Regions from separate parts of the Mus musculus genome. Here region 1 is linked to region 2. A link is a loop called in an ENCODE intact Hi-C map of the cell type or tissue named here. Cell type or tissue: left cerebral cortex. All regions are shown on one strand.

Region 1 (8,000 bases), 750 kb before region 2:
TCCACAGTCTTGGCCACCGGTGGGGTGCAGGGCACTCTCCTCCCCACGTGTGCACTCTGAGAAGCCTGACGCTCTGGGACAACAGCACTGTTGTCAAAGCGTGGTGTGCACTAACAATGCACTTGGCTTGGAGTCAGGCGACAGAGCAAACTCTGCAAGTTAAGAGCGTCTGTTTTGGAGTCCTAGCCCTTCCAGGCTGACTTACAGGGTAGTTTCTAGGCACTAAAGCTGGCTCCAAGAATCCCACGCTCCTGCGCATGCCCACATTCACGCGCCTCTTCCGTCCACCCCTTTCCAAGTCCTCAGTGCCTCGGTCTCTCACCCTCTCTGCATCCAAGACCCCCAGGCTCGGTTCCGGGCGCCACTTCCTCCTCTTCAGGTCAGATCTGTTCCCCTGGACCCAGGTTCTCTGGTAGGTGACCTGGAAGGCCTTTGTCCCCGGGGGCGGGGCCGGCACCGGCACAGGACACCTGCAATGTCACCGTCTTCCACGAGGGTGCGCGCTAGCTAGCACCACTTCTTAGAGCTGAGAGACCTTTCAAATCCTGCTTAAGAGTCCCGGGCTTTCTCTACAGCCTTATCAGATAAGAGTCATTAACAGGAGGTGGAGCTGAAGGAGAAAAGAAGCCCTAGTGAAAAGAAAGAATGCATAAAGTAGCCAACACTGCTGGGAGTTCTAGAGATTAAGGGAAAACTTTCACTACCTGCTTCCTGACTTGAATTTCATAAATTACGGTATTGTTTATTTTATTACTGTTTTTGTGTTTTGTTTTTTAGAGACAGGGTTTCTTTGTGTAGCTCTGGTTGTCATGAAACTTGCTCTGTAGAATAGCTTAACCTCAAACTCACAGAGATCCGCCTGCCTCTGCCTCCCAAGTGCTGGGATTAAAGGCGTGCACCACCACCGCCTGGCACTTATTTTACTAATTTTTAAAATTTGTATTTTTATAGGCTAGAGAGATAACTGGGTGCTTCAAAGCTGCCGTTGAGGAGAACATGGGTTCGAGTATCAGCTCACAGCTGTTTGTAATTCGTTTCAGTGAACCTGATGCTCTCTCTGGTCTCCATGGACTCCAGACACACATGTGATGCTCAGGCAGGCACACATACAGGCAAAACATCAAAACGCATAAAATAAGTTTTTTTTCTAAATTTTGTAAATATGTGTGTGGGGATTACATGTAGGGGAAGGCATGTGCCCACAGAAGCCAGAAGAGGGTGATCTATCCCTTGAAGCTGAAATCACAGATGGTTGTGAGCTGCCTGGCATGGGTGGTGGGAACCAAACTCAGGTCTTCTGCAAGATCAATCGTCACTCTGAACTTCTGAACCATCCTTCTGGTCCCTTTTTTATTTTTTTTATTAAAGATTTATTTATTGTATATGAGTACACTGTAGCTGTCTTCAGACACAGCAGAAGAGGACATCGGATCTCATTACAGATGGTTGTGAGCCACCATATGGTTGCTGGGATTTGAACTCAGGACCTCTGGGAGAACAGTTGGTGCTCTTAACGTTGAGCCATCTCTCCAGCCTCCCCTTTTTTATTTTCAACCTTAGATGCCATATCTTTTGAGCTGTGCACCTCGTTTTGTTGTCATTGTTGTACATATTTTACAACTTTGAGAGACTATCTGTGTGTATACATACATGTGTGCAAGTGCACACCACCATGTAGGTGTGCCTTTGTGCAGACTAGAGGTCAGCACTGGGTGTCTTCCTCGGTTGTGCTCCATCTTCTTCTCTGAGTCAGGGCCTCGGATGAAGGCCGAATCTTGTTGATTCTGCTTTGGTGGCTGGCCGGCCGGCCTGCGAGCTCAGAGAGCCTCCTGTCTCCACCTCCACAGGGCTGGCATTATAGTTCCCGTGTTGGACATGGAACCCAGGCCTTCGTGCTCATGTGGCAGGCCTGAGCCATCTCCCTGACCCCCGTGTACTCCCATGTCACAAGGAGACGTACACAAAACCCGCCTGTCTCCAGAAACCCAAGTTCAGTTCTGCCCACTAGGTGCTGAGAAAGATAACGTTGAGAAGGGGATTTAGGGATTTCTAATTGCCAAGCTGTGCTGCTTCTACCTTCTACGCACAGTGAGGAGGAGATCGGAAAGGAGAGATTTGGGCTCAGAGGGGCATGCAGGGGTGTGGAGCTGGATTCAGACTTCTTATGGTTTTGGTGTTTTCCTCTATGAATCATCTCTGCCATTGGCACTGAAGAGCATGCGCCTCACACACTTATGGTCCCATGACCTCTAGGAATTACTTGTAGGGATTACATGGAATCTGTGATGCCGCTACCATTTTAATTATTGCAATGTATAAGCACAGAAGCATGTGTGTATGTATGTGTGTGTACATGTCTGTGTGCCTGTGTGCTTGTCTGTGTCCATGTGTGCTCATATGTGTGTGTCCATGTGCACATGAGTGTGTGTGTGTGTGTGTGTACGAGCATGTGTGCATGTGCTCTTGTGCACATGTGTGCACATTTTTCCATTTCTTTTTAAAATGTTTTTAATTTAATTTTTTTTTTTTTTTATGTTATGAAATCCGCCTGCTTCTGCCTCCGAAGTGCTGGGATCAAAGGCGTGCGCCACCACCCCTCAGAGAGTCTTCCATTTCTTTAATCAGTTTTTCAGAATCTGGTCTGAGGATGTAGCTCAGTTGGGGTGCTTGCCTAACACGTTTGAGTGCTGTATTCAAACCTAGGCATCGCGTAAACACAGTGTGGTGGAGAACACCTGTAATTCCAGGAGGCAGAAGGATCAGAAGTCCTTGAGCAGCCTTGGTTAATAGGGAGTTCAATGCCGGCCTGGGCAGGCATCTCTGAACCAAAATAAACTTGAATTTTCAGGTACAGGTTTTCCCTCTCTGAGTCCTTAGAACTGTGTGTGTGTGTGTGTGTGTGTGTGTGTGTGTGTGTGTGTGTTGTAAAGGGCATTGCTTTCTGATTTGTCTTTTTTAATATTTGATGTCTCCTCTCTCTGTGTTTTTCAAGACTGGGTTTCTCTGTGAAGCCCTGGATATCCTGAACTCACTCTGTAGACCAGACTGGCTTGGTACTCAGAGATCTGAGTGTCTCTGCCTGTCTTCCAAGTGCTAGGACTAAAGGCTTTTGCCACCACTGCCTGGCTAGAAATATTTCTCAAGAGCTAGAGAGGCAGCTCATTAGTTAAGAGCGCTTGCTCTTGCAGAAGAGCAGTGTTGGGTTCCCAGCTCCTCGACCAGGTAGTTCACATAGTCCAGGAACTCCATCTCCAGGGGATCCAACGCCTTCTTCTGGCCTCAGTGGGCACTTGCAGTTTCCTTGTACACATATTACTAAATAAAAAGAAATCTTTAGAAAAATAAAATAAACAACACAGCTGAGTAACTTAAATTATTCACATGGCTCCCGGCTTGTGGCTGCCCATTCTGCCTCACTAAGGTCGCATCTTTGGAGTTAAAATCAGTATAGAGCTGATGTTCTCCTTAATCTTCAGACACCACAGTCACCTGTAGCTCCAGTTCCAGGGTTTTGATGCCCTCTTCTAGTCTCTAAGGGCACTACACACTCGTAGTGAACATACATACATACATACTTGCAGGCAAAACATTCGTACTCATTAAATTTTTTTTAAAGAAATACTTCTTATTGTTTCCTGTTGACTCTGTTCTGATTAGTTCTAATGGTCCTTTGGTGGATTTTGTAAGATACTTTTAAAACCTTCATTGAGCAGGGCGGTGGTGGCGCACGCCTTTAATCCCAGCACTTGGGAGGCAGAGGCAGGCGGATTTCTGAGTTCGAGGCCAGCCTGGTCTACAAAGTGAGTTTCAGGACAGCCAGGGCTATACAGAGAAACCCTGTCTCGAAAAAAATCCAAACCAAAAAAAACAAAAAAACAAAAACAAAAACAAAAAACCTTCATTGCTAGTATGCTCATCTATAAGGGTGTATAGGATTAATGGTCACGTAAGTGCTGCTTCGGGGTGTGTTCTGGAGGAGGGGTGCGAGGTGCTATTGGATGCCATCCCACCTCAAACCTCAGCTGAAGCTGTAGCTACCCACAGATCCTCTGAGGCGCCCTGCGGAGAAAGCAGGTTCCTCTTCTGCACTTCCTCAGATGTCCGCTGGGGGGCAGGATAGGCCGAGGAAGGAGGCAGCCGGAAGAGCAGGCGGAGCCGAAGGAGGCGGTGGCTGCAACCCCAGGCTGCTATCCGTCAAGTTTCCACTTTTGACTTCATTCACCCGCCCTAGAGGCATTCTACTTTACTTCTCTGGTAAGGATAGGACTCAGAGAAGTCGTCCAGAGGGTCAATCCAAACATGATGATTTCCCTCCCTCCCAGCCTCTCCCGTACAATGGGATCCTGCTGGGGTGCCACTTCTGAGGGGTCAGAGGTGTCTCCGAGCTCCTTCAGGGGCCCAGGCCAGCCAGGCTGCATTGCAGAGGATCAGGCATGCATCAGAGCCCCACCAAAGGCCCCTGCTAAGAATGCAGGTCAGCTGGAGGAGTTGCAAGGGGAGGAGGGAGGGCCCGGGCCCTGCCCAGACAAGCCCAGCCGGCCCTACAGCTGCCCTCCTGTCCCCGGAGGCAGATGTGGGAAAAGGAGGGGACTCACTAGGTTTCTGGGGTCTAATTCCCCCAGAACCAGGAAAACAAAAGAGGCGCCCTGCAGGAGAGCCTCGGGCAGGCCGTCGCAGGTAAACAGGATTCTGAACTGTTAAATTCAGCAACCGATGGAAACAGGCTCCCCCTCTCCCGTCACCCCTACCAGTCTAGGTTTTCTCCACGGCCCCTAAATCGTCCTGATGCCCCTTTCCAAGTTTCCCTGAAAACTCTAGGCCCCCAAATTTCTCAGACGGATGATGGGATGGGCCATCCTGAGAGCCAGATTTGGCAGGAGAAATTGGGTTAGGGGTCATAAGGGATAGGAACGCCAAGATGAGCAAACAATAGATTCAAAGAAAAGCCAGTTAAAGGTAGTGTAGTGCGTGCGCAGTGACCAACCTTATCCTACATAGACGAGAAAACAAAACGAATTCCCTGTCACCTTCCACGCACCGGTCCTCTGGAGTCATGAGACTTTCTCTCACTGACATGAATAAGGCACCAACAGTGGATGGGCATTTCCAGTCTCTCTGAAGATAGTGAGTCCCGTGAGGGTGCGTCTGTGCACCCTGTGGTTGAGTAACCCTGGCAGGTTTCTCGCTGTGAGCAGTAGTAGTAGCAGCCTTTCCTTCACGGTTTCCAGCTGGGCAGCTGCCCATCAGATATCTTGGCTGCCTTTCATCGCCTTGTCTCTGATAGGGATCACTCTAGGTGAAGAAATCACTGTCAGTCACCCCCCACCTCCCTCACAGCCAGAGGGACCGGCTGACCCGCATGCTCCCATGGGGGGTGGGGTGGGGAGAGGGACCTTTGGGGACGTGGGACTTCTATGGAAAGAATCATCTAGAAACATCTCATCTCCACAGATGAACACCAAGAGACTACAGAGCCTATTCCTTCCAGGATAGGATCAGATCTGAGCTCTGATCTCATCTCAGATCTTTCCAATCGAAAAGAAGTGACGCTTGACCAAAGATCCCCCTACCCAGTCCTCACTGCAGAGGGATGGAGTCCGAAATAGGAGGCAGAGCTGGAAGACAAACAAAGCGAGAGTGTGGTTGGTTGATGACTTTATTGTTGCATAAAAAACACAGGCTGTTTCTGCCTCCTCCTCGCCCCCAAGTGGGTTCACAGCAGTTAAAGAAAAAAAAAAATCCTACATTTTCCTCTAGAGGGGCTGCCTGGAAGGACAGGCAGCTGAGAAACCTAGATTTGATAAAGAGCAGGCCAGACAAAAACCTATCCGAGCCCCACCTGCAGATCTTAGGGTTCAAGGCCTCTATAAGGGGGAGCATCTCCGTGCCCCCTAATACTCCATGTAGGAGTTCCCCCTAAGCATGGTCACTGAAAAAAGGTTGTCTTGGTAGCGCAGTGAGAGGTGGCTGGTTTTGATGGGTGGAGAAGAAGGCATCCCACACCCACGGTGCCCTCCTTTAGGCCCCTCTGCACCTAGCTAGGCAACCTGCAGGCATGGCCAACTTCGCTCTTGCCTGCAGCCTTCTTTGTAAGAAAGGGAACCTCTGGCTAGGTTCACAGGAGGTGGGGAAAGAGGGAGAACACAGAAAGAACTTAAACTATCTCAGGCCCCTAAGTCCCACAGGGAGTCACCCTGTCCCTTCAAGGAGGAGGCCTTTCTACACAAACATATATTCCTACCCAGATCCCAGCCCCTACTTCCCATACAGGTCCCAGTCCTTGGACTGGGCTCCAGCATCCCCCAGGGAGGAAGATGCTGAGGTTCTTGTCCCCAGGTCTTGGACGGGGTGAACAAGATGGGGTCTCAGGAGACCCCAGGCTCAGTAGAGAAACACATACATGCACACATACAGGTGCAGACAACACACGCATACACACACTCACACCCTAATTATTAAATAAAATACCCTTTGCTTATAACTTAAAAATCAACACACAGCTATTCCCTGCAGAAGGTTCTGGGTGGAGAGAAGAGAGCAAGAGTGGGGTCAGAGGGTCTCAAGGCCTCTACCTCAAACCTGAGAGTGCCCCCAGCCCCAGGGTCCTGCAGTCTGCCAGGCAGAAGTCTACCCTCTCATCCTATGATCAAAACCCAAATGTATCTCTAGACTCTAAAGAAGGGGACAGAGAGACAGCTTCCCAGAATTCCTTCCAGTGGGGGAACAATATTTCTTCACATGGAAGGAGATTTTCTACTGGGGAGGACTCTATAACAATGGAGGGAACACGGAAGGGTCAAGCTAAGAAAGAGAGGGACGGGGAGTCCAGGCAGGGTTTTCTGCTGTAATCCCTCTGCTAGGACAACCTCTCTCCCTTCCACCCCCAACAGGAAAGCAAGGGATGGGGACCTGGGAGTGGGGTGGGGGTTGTTTTGTCAACTCTGGAGCAAGTGCTGGCAGCTGACTTTAGGAAACTACCTAGGGGAATAGATGGGGAATGTCGACTGCTGAGTTTGCTTTCTTTTACAAGGTCTAAGAGTTAAGGATTGAATTCGAGTTGAAAGGAGCGGCTAGCTCTTCCACTTTGTAAGAGGATTTTTCTGCTGGATCCCTCCTCTATGCCATCCAGCTCTGACCTCCAGCTCAGAGCCCTGGCTGCAGAGCTGAGCTGCTCTTCCTGGCTCTACCATCCAGAAGGGTTTAGAAGAAATTCACTGAAGGGAGTTCTTTCTATACTAATAACCCTCCAAGCTAGGTAGACAGCCCCTTAAGGGGAACCACCCCAGGCTTCCCCACACACACACCTCATCTCTGCTTTCTCTCCGGAAATTTTAGAGGGAGCAGCACTAGAAGAGGGGATGAAAGAGACCTAGGCCGAAGGGCGGCTCCAAGGTGCTTTTATGTCCGGGTTCCCAGGAACTAAAGACGTGTCCAGACAGCTTCCCCCAACGCCCCGACCCAATCTCGAGTTCCCTCAGCTTCTGGGACATGCCATCTCTCTACTATGCGAACCCCTCCACATGGTAGGGGCGCTCCATCCCAACTCTTCAGCAACTCAGGGGAGGGTGAAATAGTGAGAAAGGGAAGAAGCGAGGGGCGTGTTCAGCTCCTGGCAGCCTAAATATTCAAGCAGCCTCCCATGTAGCCCCCGAGACTAAAAACCCCTAGCGTCCCTTTCCCTGTCCCCTCATCACCAATAAATAACCACCTTCCTCTTACTCAGGCCGCCCCATTCCCCCCGCCCCCCCAAATAAAGAACGGCAGGTATGTGACATCCATGGGGCTCAGTTGGAGGACGCCGAGCTGCCTTCGGCCTCACGTTTGCCTTTGCCCCCGGGTGGTTCCACCACGCCACCGGCCTTGCCCTCGCCTTGGGCCGCCGCCGCCGCCTCCTCTTTGGCGCCTTCGTGGGTTTTCATGTGTTTGGCCAGGTGGTCGCTGCGCATGAAGACTCGGCTGCAGACCGCACAGGGGAACTTCTTGGTCCCGGTGTGGGTCTG
Region 2 (8,000 bases):
AGGTGTTTGGAACGGAGCCCACAAGTCCTCTAGGAGCAGAAGATACTCCCGGACTGCCCACCAGCCCTCCCCCCCCCACCGGCATGGGGGCCCCCCTGGCCCCTTCCCACCCTGTCAGGTCCAGGTCGGACGGGAGCTCACCTTGAGGGCGCATCCAGGGAAAGAGCTGTGTGGGCGACGGGCTCTGCTCAGACCCCTCGGCCTCCTCGCCCAGGCCGCTGGCTGCCGCGAGCTTGCAGTCTGCGTACTGCACCAGGTCTGGATCCTGCGCACCGAACAGGCTCTGGCGCTGCAGAGGGTCGTAGCCGTAGAAGTTGCCGGGGTCGCCGTGGCACGCCACGGCGCACGGGTTCTGCTGGTAGGGAGCTGTGGACAGCGACGATGGCCCGTGGTAGAACTCCTGGATTTGCGAAGGGTGCTGGAAGCTGCCGCCGCTGCTGGGACCGTACACCACGGTGGGTCGGCCGCCCAGGTCCTGGGCGAAGCCGCAGTCATAATAATTGGGGCGCAGGGACTCCCCGGTTTTGTATTTGGAGAACAGTGAGTTGACGAAATAAGAGCTCATTTTATTGAATTTTGAGGCGGCGGCGGCGGCGGCGCAGGCTGTAGTTGGGGGCTGTTGGGGAGGGGGTGGGGAGGGGGAAAAGGGAGGGAGAGAGAGAGAAAAAAAAACGCGGATTCGCCGGCTCCTAGTCACCCTCGCCAGGAAAGGAGAGGAAAAGGGAGGAGGGGAAAAAAAAGAAGGAAGGAAGGAAAAGAAAGAAAAGACGAAGAAGATCTCAAAGCCGCCACACTTTTTGTGATTTCCAGGAATAGAAGAGCGAAGCCTGCAAAAGTCTAAGCCTGCATGGCAGCCGCGGCTCGCTCGCCCTCCCCCCACCCCCCACCCCCCAAACAAAAATATACCGCCACTTAAAGAGGTCCTCGCTTTACATTTCGAAGAAGGGATGCCAGTTCATAAACAGTTTTCGGTGATTTACTTCCCTCCAAATGAGTTGTTTCATATTTTGCCCCGTCTTTTCACCATCATTTGCATCCATTAGAGACCCCGCATCCTATTGGCTTCTGGGTACTCCTCCCGGACAGAACGCAGAGCGAGGGTGAGAGCGAGAGAGAGCGAGTGCGAGAGAGAGCTAGAGCGAGAGAGCGCCAGGGAGTGAGGAGAGGGCAGAAAAAAAGGAGGGGAAGAGAAAAAAACACCCAGGGAGAAAGAGGGGGAGAGGGGGGGAGAGGGAGGGGGGAGAGAGAGAGAACGAATACGGATTAAATCTGTTTAACTACCTACATTAATGAGATATCTCTTGCCTCACAACAAATCAAATACCTTCGCAGACCACCCCCAAAGACTGATGTGGGGGAGTCACGGAAAAACACCATACACACACATCCACAACGCTGAGCCTGGCGTAGGCACGCTGTTAATTTCGCGATTTTAACGAGGCAATTGGAGTCTTTCTAAATGTCAGGGTCGCTTCGGAAAAATGTAAAAGAACACGGTTTAATTGCACCGAGTTTTAAAAGGTCCTATAAATGTAATTGGTATTTTAATACAAGTTATCAAATCATACAGCTTCCTCTCCTAAACATATTTTCAAACAAACGAGGTAGTCATATTTAAAGCTTTAATGATCAATTTCCTTATTATTGATAAAGGTTTAACTATCGTGTGGAGGGAATTGGCTGGGTAACCAGCCCCCAAAAAAACGGCTGTAAACTCTTTAACAAACTATAAAACGCAATAAAGCCGGAGTCTGTTGTTGTTTATGCTGCAGCGCATAAAAGCTGTTAGCATTTTACGAGTTCTTTCCTCTACAGCTATAAAACTGCAGCTTCGATCGCCCCCGCCGCCCGACTGAAGCACGGTGGGGGTGACTTAGCTGAAATGAGACCGATTATGGGTTGCTGTGGATTTTTTTTTCCCTTTCGGCACAAACGGTGACTTTCCCCGAGATTTTCTCCCTTGCAGACACACCTGACCCCACTGGCTCTTATGAGACCCCAAACCACCCCGAGATCTGTCCTCACCTAGGTCACGCACATAACTTTCCCTCATTAAGCAAACACGCGAGATTTTCTGTGGAAAGGGAGTCTGAGAGGGCCTGAGAGAGGAAGAAGAAACTTTCTGGTTAATGGGCAGTGCTAAGGTGGAACAAAGTTCTGCAGGCGGCTGCCAATTCTGCCATTTACAGGAGCTTTACCTGCTGGTGGTTGGGGGGAGCTGCAAGAGAAAGGGGGGGGTCTTCTGGAGGTGCTTTGGCCACTTTAGAGGGAAAGGTCCAGTGATATCAAAGGATGATATCTCGTGTGGCTGTAAACCTGTGCCCCGGGCCTTGGCATTCAGAAACCAAGCCCCACTGACACCCAGCTTTCTGGGGCCAACCACCCATTCCTTCTACACACAAGCCTTCCAGGTATAGATAGTGACCTCTTCATCCACACAGCAAAAGAGGTAAGGGTAGTGGAGACTAAGGCTGGGTACCAAGGCCTTGGTTACTGCTGTCTTATGCTCTCCCGTGCCCAACACAAAGGTGTGGGTTTAAAAGGCACCTGTTATTGGTATATGTCCCCATAGCCATTTGACCACCTGCACTAACCTTGGAGTGGAAAAAAACAAGGCCACCAAGGTCTCCATTTCCCCTCTTCTCTTGTTGGGGTGCCTTTAGTTGGACCTCCAGCACCTGAAGATCTGAGGCCTCAAATCCAGAAATGACTGGCTGCCCCACTCCAAGCCCAGGCCCTCCTCTGTGTACCTGGCACATGGCTGGTGGGGGGGGTCAAACCTTAGGGTGGCAGGCAGAACCAATGGTCTCCTGAGGGAACTGACTGGAAAGACAGAGAGAAGGAGAAAGAAACGTCCTAGAACAAAGGCAGAGTCAATTTTACAAATAAATTAAATCTACTGCCCGTTCTCTAAGGTGCTTCTTTTTTTTTTTTTTTTTTTTTTTTTTTTTTTTTTTTGAGGGGTTCCATGAGCCAGAATCTTTGTAAAAATGAAACCACGTTTCCAAAGAAGCTGCACTAAGGGTTTCACTCGGCCTTCTGAAGTACAGTGTATATAGAAAGGAGAGAGAAAAGGAGGGGGCCAGAGAGAGGGAAACTGAAGCAAGCTGTGGGGTTTTGTTTTTCCACACGGATGAGAGGTCGGTGAGGCAAGCTAAAGCAGTGTCAAGTTGTTGCTGAAGTGAACATTTTTATCAAGTGCGGGGGATTTTATGGTCATGATTTGAGGACTCACTGGTGGGATAGAAATTCAATGGCTTGTTCTAAATCATCCCTACACCGTGCCAGAAATTTCTGATGGAAGGAAAATGTTTCTATTATAAGAAAGAAAAAAAAAAACAAGAAAGAGCTCGGAGATCAGTTATAAACACCCAACGGAGGGCAGATTTATTGGAGAAACTCAAGTTGAGAAGACACTCCGCTGGCCTCTTTACACCTGGTCCTGCGGAAAGAGAAGAAGCCACACGGGGTTCTGGGGTCATTTTTGGAGGCTCAGGTTGGAGGCAGGTTCAGGCTGGACTGAGAGGAAAGTGAAGATTGGGAACCAGCCAAAGGGGTTGTAGGCAGTCAGAGGGACAACCTCAGAACGGAAAAGTGCCTGGGTCCAGGCTTCCAGCTGCTCCGTCCCAGAAGGACTGGCTTCCCCGAGGTTTGCCAGAGTAAGGACGCCAAGGGCATAGCCTGGGCGCGCCCGAGGAAGCCGCAGCTCTCACCTGGGAGTCCGGAAGCGTGGAAAAGCCAGAGACTGCTCCCCGTCGCCATGTCTGCCTCTACTGCTGTTAGGAAAAATGCGCAGGGTTTTGACTGAGCCTTCCGAGGAGATTCTGAAGCCTTCCCGCATCCTGCATCCCACATCCCGCATCCCGCATCCTGCATTCCGCACCCCTAGGGAGAGTCTGTCCGAGCCTTGATGACCAGGCACTCGGCCAGCCTAGACCTGCACACATGTAAAGGCTCTGGAGTCGGCGCCCTGGGGCAGTGGCCCCTCTGACTTGGAGCACCACCGAATCTTCACCAAAGCCAGGTCCCCATTTCTCCCAAATTTGGAAATCTCCCAGATTGGCACGTCCGGATTCTCTCTTCAGCAGGTGTGGGCAGCCCGCCTGGGGTAGCTTCCTCTTCAAAAGACCTGCAGGCTCACCAGTCTCACCTGACCCATTGTCCTGCACTTTATTCCTCCCTCGCCCCCACTGCAGGAAAATCTCAGTTTTTCAAATCAATTCGCCTCCTTGATTTGTGCCTATTATTTCTATATTTTTATTATTAACATTATCTCCGGTTCCCACGCATTTCTCGCCCCATCAAACACAGCAACTGGCAAACAGCTTTCTTACTGTGAGAAATTCAGAAAATGAACCATTTGAAGAGAGAAAGGAACTCTGTTATAATTGAAATATATACAGTAGGGGAAAGAGCCATAACAAACCCTATTTTTTTTTTCTATTATGTGCAAATTTCTCATGACTTTTGGTAGCTCTCTGTTTCTAGATACAGGGCCGAACAAGGTGCTGTGTAGAGCCGCTGGGCCGGCAGCCGCAGCACTGGGAAATTTCATATGGAGCAAGGATGCCATCTAGCGGCCACTGTGCAAAAGACGTCCTTATATCTGCTCAGCCAGGTTCTCTGAGAACTAGCAGAGGAGGCAACAAACGATTAAACTTTCATTATTACTAGAAATAGGGGAGAGAAATGAAAGCAGATAAGAAAAAGGCTTCGGAATCAGGAAACAGTTCGTGGAATAGTTCAGATAAACTTAAAGGGGAAAAAAGCTGTATATCCACTCAGTCCCTAATTTATATTGAAGACGCTAAGCTTTAGTCAGTAAAAGAAGAAATCAGCACGTTTTAAGCCTTACACGAATATTTCACACGCTAAAGGGTAACAATTGGGCTTTTTGTGAGGGATGAGAAGGGCCGAGGGGATGAAACAGAACTGAAGAAGGATCAAGAGGCTACTCTCCCTTATGTCTGGCCTTGCTGGACTGTGTGTGTGTCCCTGAGTCCGTGTCCGTGCGTGCGTGCGTGTGTGTGTGTGAGTGTGTGTGTGTGTGTGTGTGTGTGTGTGTGTGTGTGTGTGTCCGCGTGTGCAAAGGTTTCTTATTTATGGATGGTGGTTCCAGAGGGGGTGTAAAGAACAAAGACAACAGTCAGAATTTCGATTACTGAAACTTTAGGGACAACAAACCGTTCTTCCTCCCAGCTGCTAGCTTCTTTAGTTTTTACCCTCGGGGAACCTCACCCCATTGCCCCTGATTCCCAAGTCCCAGACCCCAAGCCTCAGTCGTGGGCGCAAAAGGGTTGAGGGTGAGGATGGGGGCCGACCCAGCCATTATCCCACCAGATCCAGAGCCCAGGCTCATCTGAGGCTCATCTCCGGAAAGTTTCCCCTCACTGTTTGCTTTGCTGCTGTTTAGTTTCTTAACCTTCAGAAATTTATACCCTATAAACTTTTATAGCGGTCATATTCTTTTATTGCTGCGCACACGGCATTGAATTCCTCTTCCAGCTTCTCTCTCTCTCTCTCTCTCTCTCTCTCTCTGAATCTCTCTTTTATGACAATTGATTTCCTCATCTCCGGCTTCCCAGGCTCTGCACCTTCGCCTTTGTCTTGTAAGAAGCCACTCCAGGCTAGGGACCCAGACGCGGCTGCCAGAGGCAACTCCAGACACCCTCGCCTCCAACCCCTCAGCGGCCCAGTCTCCAGCTTCGCTTTTTATGTTTATTTTTGGCAGAAACTGGGACTTCCTTCGCTCATCCTCTGCCGCCGGCAGAGCCTGGAGAGCCAAGGATGGAGAAACAGCCTAGTCTACACTAGCTTTAAAGCCAGATTCATTTTCCATCTTTAACATAACCCTCCTGGCAGGCCGCCTGTTCCAGCCGCGGTACCAGTTTCTCTGTCTCCTGTTTCTCCTCTCCTGTTTCTCGGATCCCCTCGCCCTTTCGTTAGAGAGGGGTAGGGCCGGCCTTGGCAGGGCTTCTTTCTCTCACTCCGGCCAGCCTTTGTCCCCACCTCCACCCCAACGCACAGTGTCTCCGCTGCAGTGTGGCGTGTGCAGCGGAGAGAAGCTCTCGAGGTCAGCTGCAGAGCTGCAGGCCGGCAGCAACCGCATCCTCACGATTGAAGAAGAAGAAAACAAAAACAAAAACAAAACAAAACAGGGCTTCCAAGACCTCACGACAGGCTCTGGCGGGGACACTGCAGACGATTCTTGAAGCCAAGTGTGATTCGGGAAGGGGTCCTTTTGAAAAGAAATTATCCCCCATTTCTGAAACGTTTGTGTCCCACACTCCTCCGTGGCTTTCTTTTGAGAACTGTCACTCGCCCTGATCGCAACCACCCAGACTCAGCAAGCTGCCCTAGGAGTGTGTGTGTGTGTGTGTGTGTGTGTGTGTGTGTGGTGGGGGGTTCGACAAAGAATCTTGAGGTTCAACCATTTGAGCTCTCTCCCACCACTGGGTCTCCACTACACTCAACCACCATCCTCATGGCAACAGCCGAGAAAAGGCACTAACTTCCTCCTTGCTGGGTGTTTGGAAGTGGTTAGCTGAGAGATGATGCTGCCTCCAGGAAATACTAGCCAAGCTTCTCCTTCCCTGAGTTAATGGCGGAGGTCTCCAGAGCAACTTTGTGAGAGACCCCTTGCTATAGGGAGACTCTGCTCCAAAAGATGTTGGAGGTTGTCTTTCCTCCTTCTCCACTCTCCTCGTTCTACCGGAAGAGCCCTGCTCAGTTTAAGCCCAGGTCTTGGAACTTGGGTACCCACCAGGTGTCAGCACCACCAGAGCAGGTAGCAGGATCTAAAAGGTCAAAGGAGAAAGCCTGTGACTGTGGACACTAACTTGTCTTTGTTTGAAGCCATGCTTTCAGCAAATGGACGCTTTGCTAAATGACCAGAGGAGAAGTGACACAGAATAAAACGCAGGAGAGGTTTGTTTTCTAGAGTGATATGTATATTTTTTGTTCTTTTTTTCCCCTTTTTCTTCCAAAACAAACAATTAGAGCTCTAGGCCCCTTGCCCTCCCCACTCCCACCCTCAACCCTCCCTTATAAGCAACAACTGAAAATCACTGCCAAAGAAATCACAAAACACAAGCACAATGTCACCACAGCCACCGACAAAAGCAAAAAAAAATTAATAAAATAAAATTCAAAGTTCTACTGGAATGACCTCTTTGCAGTCAGGAGAAGCGGGAACAAAAGTCCACGGGTGGAAGGGATTGAGAAGCAGGGAGAGCAGAGAGGCAGAGAGGCAGAGAGGACCCCCCTCTGCACGATGGGGAGGTGCGATGTTTGCCTCTTTCCTGTGCACACTGGACTGTTTGCCAGAAGCGTATGCATGCAGCAGCAACAGGATGGATACAGCAGTGGACTTTGCAGGAGGTGAAGTCCCCACTCTGAGTCTTCTTTTGGACCTCTGGCTGGATGCCAAGGGGCTCTCTTCTTCCTGGGTCAGGAAACTGGTGAAATGGAAAGATACCCACTAGCCCTGCTTGCTGAGGCCATTGCTCCTCCCGGCCCTGACTGCCTACTCTGGAAGGGAGCTGGGGAATTGATTCACAATAAATTTTCAGACTCTTCTGACCCAGCCTTCTCTATGGTGGGGTTGACCTAGCAGAGAGGAAAGGGACTTTTTTTTTTTTCCTACAATGGGAGACTTGTCTTGCTGGTGCAAGATGGGTTTGGTGGAAAGGAGAGTTGATTTCAAAGTTGGAGGATAGAGAGGAATCTGAGACTGTGGTCAGCAAGAAAAGTTACATTCTGTCAAATGGGGATAGGAATGTATGAATGGGGAAACAGCACTGTCAGGGCTCTACAACCCACAATTTGACCTCCTTTAGTTGGAAGGAAAGGAAAACATGCAGAATTAAACACTTCCTGCAGGGAAAATACGAGGGGACTCCACTAATGGTACCTTCATAAAACCACTCCCTGCTTTTTCTTGCCCTTTCTAGCTCACAACAGCTTGGGGACAGGAATGGCCACATCTGCCCACAGGCCTC

What was found. Hi-C counts contacts between places; a loop is a spot of excess contacts. Peaks named below come from ENCODE experiments on the same cell type or tissue, not always from the same donor. Only the 100,000 strongest peaks of a DNase experiment are listed, where the experiment ranks them.
Region 1: a loop joins it to region 2, with 4 times the contacts of the local background. A loop is called at or near these places in 2 of 42 quality-filtered maps.

Annotation. Positions count from the first base shown.
Region 1 is chr11:97,022,378-97,030,377 of GRCm38, reverse strand. It overlaps Sp6 (trans-acting transcription factor 6), which reads right to left. Exons shown (of 2, transcript NM_001363230.1): 2 at 5,639-8,000. The coding sequence ends at 7,785. It overlaps Scrn2 (secernin 2), which reads right to left and starts at 426. Exons shown (of 8, transcript NM_146027.2): 1 at 323-426. It overlaps Gm11532 (predicted gene 11532), which reads left to right and starts at 3,960. Exons shown (of 2, transcript NR_133649.1): 1 at 3,960-8,000. In left cerebral cortex, CTCF peaks have their summits at 466 and 4,093; DNase peaks (open chromatin) are centred at 290, 439 and 4,102; H3K4me3 peaks cover 1,139 bases; H3K27ac peaks cover 329 bases.
Region 2 is chr11:96,275,528-96,283,527 of GRCm38, reverse strand. Hoxb9 (homeobox B9) reads right to left here. Exons shown (of 2, transcript NM_008270.2): 2 at 6,933-8,000. Hoxb8 (homeobox B8) reads right to left here and starts at 1,623. Exons shown (of 2, transcript NM_010461.2): 1 at 142-1,623. The coding sequence starts at 565. In left cerebral cortex, a CTCF peak has its summit at 4,576 (motif pointing left); a DNase peak (open chromatin) is centred at 4,560.